Regions from separate parts of the Homo sapiens genome. Here region 1 is linked to region 2. A link is a contact called in ENCODE Hi-C or POLR2A ChIA-PET data. All regions are on one chromosome and are shown on one strand. Each heading gives the region's core, a stretch centred on a gene start or an enhancer-like site at or near the end of the contact. The rest is flanking DNA. Distances are from core to core; before and after follow the strand shown. Region 1 overlaps ABLIM2 (actin binding LIM protein family member 2). Region 2 overlaps ABLIM2 (actin binding LIM protein family member 2).

Region 1 (4,215 bases), core at 682-3,181, 40 kb after region 2:
CTGCTCTGCTGAGCCGTGGTTGAGTGAACAGGCCTGTGCTCAAATGCCACATCCCAGCTGTGTGACCCTGGGCAACTCACTTAACCTCTCTGAGCCTCAGCTTCCCCAACTGCATAATGGGGGAAATAATAGTAAGGACTAATGAAGAGAATGGCAGGCACTCTCCAAGGTGGCTGAAGCATTGTCATTACTAACCAGGGCTGTCCTCTCAGCCCCGGCCAGACCCAGCACGTGTGGGGGTGACTGGCACAGAGCGAGGTACCTGCCACTCCAATGCGCCCCTTCCAGCATCGCTGAAGTTGCTGTAGTGTTCCAAATTTGGTTTGAGTTTTTGCACAGCTACTAGAGAAGGGAGGATTTCTCAGGCTGTCATGGATTAGACCCCAGCTCACGTTCTTTTCCTCCAAGCTCCGGGCTGTTGCTAGGTCCCCAGGATGTGGGGTCATGAGCCCCGGGCCTGGGTGCCCCTCTCTGGCTGCGGCCTGGAAGTGGCCCACAGCTGGGATAAGCCATCGCTCAGAGAGTGGCAGCCCTTCCTTCCATGTGAGGGGGAGACATACAATGAGTCCTCAGGCTTACTTCCAAATGCCGCTGACCTCAGGACTCCCGTAATAACCCACAAACGAGTGTTATTTGCAGCAAATGGGAAGTTAAAGATAACATCTCCATGGCAACACCAACGCCCTCCTTGTCAATTCTGGGACAGCTCTGGAGGCTGCTAAGTAACATGCACGGTGTGGGTGAGCTGCCAACGCTGCGGGAGGGGCCTGCCGCCTGCACGGGGCTGGGCATTTTCATTTTATATTAAAGTGCTGCGTGCACCACACCGGGCGGTCCCTGGATGACCGTGACACAGGCGGGGAAACTCATGCACCGCACAGGTCCCTCACCCTGGGTGCAAGCTCACCTTGGTTTGGAGGTTTTACTTAAAATGATGTCTTGAAGATCATTGCAGATTCCCCAGCAGTTGTAAGAAACAATACAGAGAGGTCCCATGTACCCTTCGCCTAGTTTCCCCCAGTGGTGATGCAGAATTAGTATACACCCTCAGCCAGGAAGTCAACACGGGCACATCCACCGACGTGATTCAGGTTCCGTGTGACATGTGCTCGAATGTGCATGCATATGCGTGCGTGCGTGTGTGTGTGTGTGCGCGCGCCTCACTCCATGCAGTTTTATCACAGGGCGTTTTTCATCCCCATCAATTCCTGTGATGATTTTGTTCCCATTGGGCATTGAGAACAAGCACAGCATAGATAAAAGTGGCCAGAAGACCCTCTAGCTCCCAGGAAGGGGCCCTCTGCGCTCAGAGGAGCTGCCCGCCTTCAGCTCGTCCACATATTCGCCCCTCACCTGCACCATGCGGAAGGCTTGCCTGCCTCAGGTCCCCAATCCCCCAGGGTTAAAACCGACCCCCAGCTCCTGGCCCTGAGCTGCCTCCATTCAAGGCCATTATCTTCCCAGAAGCCTTCCCTGGTTCCCAAATCGGCCACCACCCCAGTGTGACTGCACATTTGTGGGACATGTTTGGTGTCGATGGCAGCTGCCCCAGGGGCCCCCGCTCTGCAGAAGACAGAGTGCGTGGCTGTGGGGCCCCAGCCCTGACACCTGGGATGGGTCAGCCCCCTCTCCTCATCTCCATGCTGGCTTCTGCTGACATTGCTTCACCTCCTGCAGGACATCCAGGCGCCGGAAAGGCAGCTGATCCCATGGGGATGGTGGAGGGGGACTGCGACGGGGAGGGAAGGCACTTCAAAAACTCAGCACTGGCAGCCCTGGTAGCTCTGCTTCTCATCCAAAAAAAGGAGCCGGATGCTGCAAATGCCGTTAGAGAAGCCAGGGCTGGCCAGGGAAGGGGGACATAAGGCTGTTGGGACAAATTCGCTGAGCTCTGAGCCATGCTTCTCACCCAGCAGCAGGGCAGTAGTAGCTGTGTGAGGAATAGGAGAGACACAGAGAGGGTGGCGCTGGGGACACGTGCAGAGTGTGGGACCCCCACAGAGTAGGGAAGCCTGAGCGGAGGCTCTCACTAGAGCCCTCCCCCCACTTACTTGCTGATGTACTCGGCATTCAGGAGCTTCCCACAGCTCTTGCACTTAAAACAGCCCAAGTGCCAGTGCTTGTCCAAGGCTACCAGGGCCTGGCCATTCTTGATTTCTGTGCCGCAGCCCCCACAACCTGGAAGAAAGAGAAGAGAACACAGACACCCCCACCATTGTGAGAGGTGTTGGGGAGGCCTCCTGCTCTCCACACTCCGTGAAGGCCCCTGGGGCAGCCGGGAGGGGCGGGACAGACCAGCAGCCACAGCGAGTGTGCTTGGAGGAGTCTCTTACACAGCAGTCTCTGGAGCATAGGGAAGGCAACTGGGGAAGTTTGACCCTGCATGCATTGAGCACTGACTGCATGCAGCCTGGGCTATGAGCTGGGGAAACCTAGATGAAGAAACAGAGGTCCTGTCTTGCAGGAGAGCGGAGTTGGCTCCTGGCACCGAGACGTACCAGGTTGAACCCAACTGTGACTCGATGTGCCCCCCAAAGGGAAATGGACCATATTAGAGAGGGCCGAGCCAGCCCCCAGCCCCCAACCCCGTCAGCCCTGGGAGCTCTCCCGCCACACCCAGCCAGCCAAACCCACCTTCTCTCTTTCTGCCATCCCTACGGTGACTGGCGCTCTCCACCCCGTGGCCACCAGCCTCGTGGGACCCTGCCTGGCCTCCTGGTGCCCTCTCTGTCCTTCCCAGCCGTGCCTGCCCTGCTCACTTGTCCTGTGTCCCAGGGCCTGGTCTTTGTGCACAGGGCCTCCAGGTTTTGGCCCTGCCCTGAGCCAGCGGCCCACAATCCCTCCACCCTATGAGCCACCATACCGGGGGCTCCACAGCCAGCATCATGGGCATGCTCCCCTGGCAGAGCGGGTGGAGCAGGCTGGGGAGCTGGGGAGAGCCTGGTGCACGAGCCTGAGCGGGGTGCGTGTGAGTGCATGTGCATCTGTGTGCATAGGGTGTGACTGTCTAAGTATGTGGATGTGTCTTATGGGACTGTGAGCATTTGTATGTCACCTGAGTCTTCCTGTGAGTCTTCCTGTGAATATATGAGGTCAGGGGCGGGGAGTGGGAGGCAGAGCGGCAGAGACGCTGTGACAGCATCCCCAAGGGAAAGGGCCTCTCACAAGGTGAACACCTGGTGACAACAGCAGCAACTGGGACGGAGCAGGGCCCACTGAGTCAACCACCCAGGTGTGCATTGATTCATGGATCACACACGTCCTCACTCCAGGGACCTGCACCTGTCATAGCTGAATGTGCGTCAGTGTGTGTGACTGGTGCGTGAGTGTGTCTACGTATGTGTTTGTGTCTGCATGTGCGAATATGTCTGCACGTGAGAGTGTGTCTGTGTGTTTGTCGAAGTGTGTGTCTGCGTGTGTTTAAGGGTGTGGTTGTGTGTTGGGGGCATGACAAGGGAAGGGCCTCGGACCCCGTAATGGACAGGGAGGAAGAGGGTGTCTGACAAACAGGGCCTTGCCGCCTGCAGGAGCCCCTGAGTAATTCACAGACCAAGCAGGGACCCCTCGTGCCCAAGGAAACCTCTACCCAAGATGGAAAGAAGGTGGCCCCAGGGCCCGACGTGCTGGGTACAAATCCTGGCCCCCACTATGCGCTGGGTCACACTGAGCGTATTCCTCCTGCGGGAGCCCCCATTTCCTCATCGTGGGGTGGGGTGATCACCTCCTCACTTGGTGCCTGCCCGGATCCAGTGCTAATTTACACAGAAGACCTGGCCCAAAGCCTTGCGCATCCCGGGTGAACAGTGAGCATCGGCGAGACCCCCTGTGGGCCTGCTGTGCGGTGAGAGCTCAGCAGAGGCTGCTTCCCTGCGTGGCTTCATTAGTTTCTTTTGGCAGAGACCTGAGTCATATTGTTTTTAACAATTAAAACAAACGAACACTCACAAAGCCGTTGGTCAAGCTCAGGATTTCCTAAGTGACCACACTGTGCACATTCACATGCTACTTTGGAAAACAGCCAGAGAGCAGATTCAAACTCTGAGGGAAAGGGGGGCCTCTTACTCATTTCAGGACCCTGGATGCCCAGCAGAGGCTGTGGGCTTGAGAAACACGTGGGGAATGAATGAATGAATGAATGGGAACCAAAGTGAGAGGATGCCTCCGCCCTTCTCAAGTCCAGGAGGCGACCCCCACATCACCCAATCTGCCGCGCTC
Region 2 (4,299 bases), core at 874-3,373:
GAAGTTCTGACATCTCAGACCTCTGGCTGCCCCTTTGGAGCCTGGGGCAGGGTTCAAAAGACCCGAGATCCAATCCCGAGCCAGCCATTTGTAATCATGAGATCTGATCCTGCAGGATTTTCAGCAGCTCCCCTCTGCCTTCTGGGAAATTGGAACTCTGGCGCTTGTTTACCCACTTATCCATGCCACTTAGCACTCAAGTCCTTTCAGCTCCCAGTCACTCACAGCCTGGGGGCTTTGCACCTGCTGTTCCCTCTCTGGGATGTGCCCCTCCCACACCTCTTCCCTAAGCTCTGCCTCTGGTCCTTCCAGGCTCAGCGAAGGCCCCTCCTCGAGGCTTCCTTCCCCACACCCCCGCAACAAGTTAGTGTTGATCTTCATCTGTTGAGTTGTCCCTTATCCCCTCAAGACTGTGGCTCCTAGAGGCCCAGGATTCATCACTGAGACCCTTGCCCAGCTGTGAGGTTGACAGCAGGCTTGTGAATTGAACAAAAGCCAATCAAGCATTTGCAAAAGTCAGGTGAACTCTCAGCCAGATGCCTGGCGGGGTGTGTTTTGCATCCTCCCTTCCCCACCTCCGTCCCCTCCAAGCAGCGATGATCACAGCATTCACCTGTCCAGCCCCACAGCATAGGGGGCCGCCTTGCCCTGGGTTAGCTCCCAGCCTTCCTCAGGCTTCCCTGAACCACCCAGCCCTGACAGCAGGGGTCAGAGAGGGCAGCCTGCACGATGCCAACAGCCCCTGCCCGACCCCTCAGACAGGTTGCTAAGTGGCCTTGCAGATCCACTTTCCCCCATGCCAAGTCCTTGGGTGGTTGCCATGACAACGGGCTGCACTCTCTAATTGGCGGAAGGTCTCTGGAGTGTGTGTAAAGGGTTTTTCCTCTTTGCCTTCTTCCTTCCCACACTCCACCCAGCATAATACACACTAATATGGCCACTTACAACAGTATCATTACCATATAACCCAGTCAATGATAACACAGAATGGAAGAACGTTGCTTTTATACTCTGCACTATTGCCATGTTGAAATAAAGGTTACAAAATAATATGTTCAGTGTGACCCCATGTTATAAAAATTACACACACACAGAAGCGAGACCTGAAGGGTATCTCAGAAGCATCGGCAGGGCCACTGTGGCTGGCAGGATGTAAATGCTTTAATTTCCTCTGGTGTGCTGATTACTGTTTTTTTTTTTTTTTTTTTTTTAATAAATGCAGATTGCTTTTGGCAGAAAGAAAAGAGCAGTAAAATAGGTGATGTCCAAAAGCCCCATGGTTTATGGAGGGTCTACTGTGTGCACATTTTATCCTGGAAACTAAGATGAACGAGGCCCAGTCCCTGCCCGCCAAGCCCTCACGGTCCGTGGAGGAGATGCAGCCACTTGGTGGATTCTGGTGCATTCCTGTGCACGTGAATGGCAGGGGGAGCCGGTCTCTTCCTCACGGTGAAGGAAGGGGATGCTGCATTTGACAACCACCCACAGCAGGCAGGGGTGGGCAGCTGCAACCTGCAAAGCACCCGACGGGGACATGGAACGGCCCCTTTCTGAGACCGTGGGGGTGCTCAGCACAGAGCAGGGGGCCAGGCGCACAGTAGGTTGATGACAGACACCAGCAGAGGTGAGATAAAAAGCAGGGTGGCCAGGCGCAGTGGCTCACACCTGTACCCCCAGCACTTTGGGAGGCCAAGGTAGGTGGGTCACCTGAGGCCAGGAGTTTGAGACCAGCCTGGCCAACATGGTGAGACCCTGTCTCTACTAAAAATACAAAAGTTAGCCAGGCATGGTGGTGGGCGCCTGTAATCTCACAGACTTGGGAGGCTGAGGCAGGAGAGTTGCTTGAACCCGGGAGGCAGAAGTTGCAGTGAGCCAAGATCGTGCCACTGCACTCCAGCCTGGGCGACAGAGCGAGACTCCATTTCAAAAAAAAAAAAAAGAAAAGAAAAGAAAAGCAGGGCAGAACCCTGGGATAAGGAGGGCTTGCCCACCACATCACATCATCTTGGTGAAGAGCCGGACCGTGTGCAGTGCCCACTCATGTGGCACCAACCCCAAGGTGGGAGAGAGAGCAGGGCTGTTCGGGCTTCTGGCCTGTCTGGCCCCTGGGAGGGCTGGGATGCAGCCAGGCTGGGTGCTGACCATGGTGCTTGGAGCACGTGTCAGAATTGGGAGCACGTGTCCTTGCATTGTGGCTCCATTACTTAGAGGCTGCAAAGTCAGCTCATATCTCAGAGTGGCATCAGCGACGTGGGCACACTGATGGCAGGTCCCTGGGCAGCTCTGAGGCCAAGAGGAAGCAGCATGGCACCCCACACATTCTCCCTTGTGTCAAACTAAGAGCCGGGAGACTGGATTAATTTGTTCGAGGCCTTCTGTTTAAAACTGGAATTGTGAGCACACCTACTTGGCCGAGCAGGAAGTCCATCAAAGCTGAGACACAGTGCACCACGCTGCAGTTGACCTGGGTCAAGTGCATGCCCCACTGGTGCAGAAATTCTTTGCCCACCAACATCCCTTGGCAGGCGTCCCACCTGAAACCCCCACTTGGGTCTGCCCCGATCTCTCCTGTGGACGGGAACTCCTTCCCCTACCCAGAACAGGGATGCCATCTGGCCTGATCGTGGCTGGGTCCCCAGGGCTCCACAGGGAGCTTGTGCTCACCCATGCTTGTAACTGCCTGATGCAAGAAGAAAGGAGCCACCATGGCTGTTTACAGCACTGAGCAGCAGGGTCTCCTGGAAAAAACCTAAGCCTCGGAGTCACGGAGACCTGTGGGCTCCAAGCCCAGCTCTGCCTTGAAAGTGTTGCATGGCCTTGAAAGTGGGACCATGACAACAGAGGCCGCTGTCACTGCTCACTGCATGCACACACAGTCACTACCATCCCACGCTCCTTGCAAATGCCAGTTTGTTTAAAAAAAAAAAAAAAAAGAGGCTGGGCACGGTGGCTCACGCCTGTAATCCCAGCACTTTGGGAGGCCAAGGTGGGTGGATCACCAGGTTAGGAGATTGAGACCATCCTGGCTAACACGGTGAAACCCCGTCTCTATTAAAAATACAAAAAAAATTAGCCATGCATGGTGGCGGGTGCCTGTTGTCCCAGCTACTCGGGAGGCCGAGGCAGGAGAATGGCGTGAACCTGGGAGGCGCAGCTTGCAGTGAGCTGAGATTGCACCACTGCACTCCAGCCTGGGCGACACAGTGAGACTCCACTTCAAAAAAAGAAAAAAAAAAGAGCTCATATTTAATGAGCAGTTACTATGTGCCGTGCAGGTTCCAACAACAACAGCAGCAACAACAGCAACAGCAACAGCTACCACGAATGAGCGCTTAGCAGGCACCAAGCCGGATGCCAAGTGCTTTGCAAATGTTGGCGCTCAGAAAACAATACCCCAAAGTACGGAGCCACAGCATGCTGAGGACTTTGACCTAAGGGAGAGTGGAAGGCCTCGGAAGCAGGGTCTCTCTGACCGCCTCCTGCCCTCCTGTCTCTCACCCTCTTCCTTCCTACCCCCGCTGAAGTGAGCCATACCAACCAGAGTTCCTCTTCCCCAAGGCGGGTCATAGAAACTAGAAGTTCCTCCCCAAAGCCAGCCATGAAGCCTAGAAACATGAGTCTAACCTTTCCCTCATTCTGTGCACAACCTGGCCATGGAGCCATTCTCTGACCTAGCTTGCCTGAGAGTAGGTCCTAAGACCCCCTGTGCCCTATACCTGGAGGAAGAAGGACTCCCCAGAGAGGCCAAGGAGCATCTGAGCAGACGGCCCTGCTGTTTCCCCACTCAGTCTGTTCCCATCAGATCACACACATTTTGTCCAATCATATTTCTACATGGCCACCCAGTTATCATCCAATCTAAGCATAAAAATAGGCCAGGCACAGCGGCTCACGCCTGTAACCCCAGCACTGTGGCAGGCCAGGCGAGTGGATCACCTGAGGTCGGGAGTTTGAGACCAGCCTGACCAACATGGAGAAACCCCGTCTCTACTAAAAATACAAACTTAGCTGGGTGTGGTGGCACATGTCTATAATCCTAGCTACTTGAGAGGCTGAGGCAGGAGAATCGCTTGAACCCAGGGGGTGGAGGTTGCAGTGAGCTGAGATGGAGCCGTGGCACTCCAGCCTGGGCAACAAGAGCGAAACTCCAACTCAAAAAAAAAAAAAAAAAAAGAACAGTGTTGGCCAGACGTGATGACTCAAACCTATAATCCCAGCACTTTGGGAGGCTGAGGCAGGTGGATTGCTTGAGGCCAGGAGTTCAAGACCAGCCCGGGCAACATAAAAAGACCTCATCTC

Evidence for each region. Hi-C counts contacts between places; a loop is a spot of excess contacts on that map. ChIA-PET counts read pairs that join two places held with the same protein, here RNA polymerase II (POLR2A). Pooled maps may share reads with other maps.
Region 1: a map with no recorded cell type shows a loop between it and region 2 (2.7-fold over the local background). The contact joins two enhancer-like sites. A Hi-C loop is called at or near these places in 1 of 168 maps with a recorded cell type or tissue (endothelial cell of umbilical vein), 1 of 37 single-sample maps with no recorded cell type and 1 of 50 pooled maps. POLR2A ChIA-PET finds 5 or more read pairs at or near these places in 4 of 52 experiments (MCF 10A, PC-9 and WTC11).

What each region holds. Positions count from the first base shown.
Region 1 is chr4:8,078,625-8,082,839 of GRCh38, forward strand. It overlaps ABLIM2 (actin binding LIM protein family member 2), which reads right to left. Exons shown (of 21, transcript NM_001130083.2): 5 at 2,052-2,178. Among named protein-coding and RNA genes, the nearest start is that of MIR95, 75 kb to the left of the region's middle. RefSeq lists an enhancer at 102-601. Within about 2 kb of position 1,932, at least 3 of the 41 ENCODE cell types and tissues checked have a DNase peak (open chromatin) inside an H3K27ac peak, as active enhancers do.
Region 2 is chr4:8,038,686-8,042,984 of GRCh38, forward strand. All of the region lies in intron 9 of ABLIM2 (actin binding LIM protein family member 2), which reads right to left. Among named protein-coding and RNA genes, the nearest start is that of MIR95, 35 kb to the left of the region's middle. RefSeq lists an enhancer at 1,097-2,052. Within about 2 kb of position 2,124, at least 2 of the 41 ENCODE cell types and tissues checked have a DNase peak (open chromatin) inside an H3K27ac peak, as active enhancers do.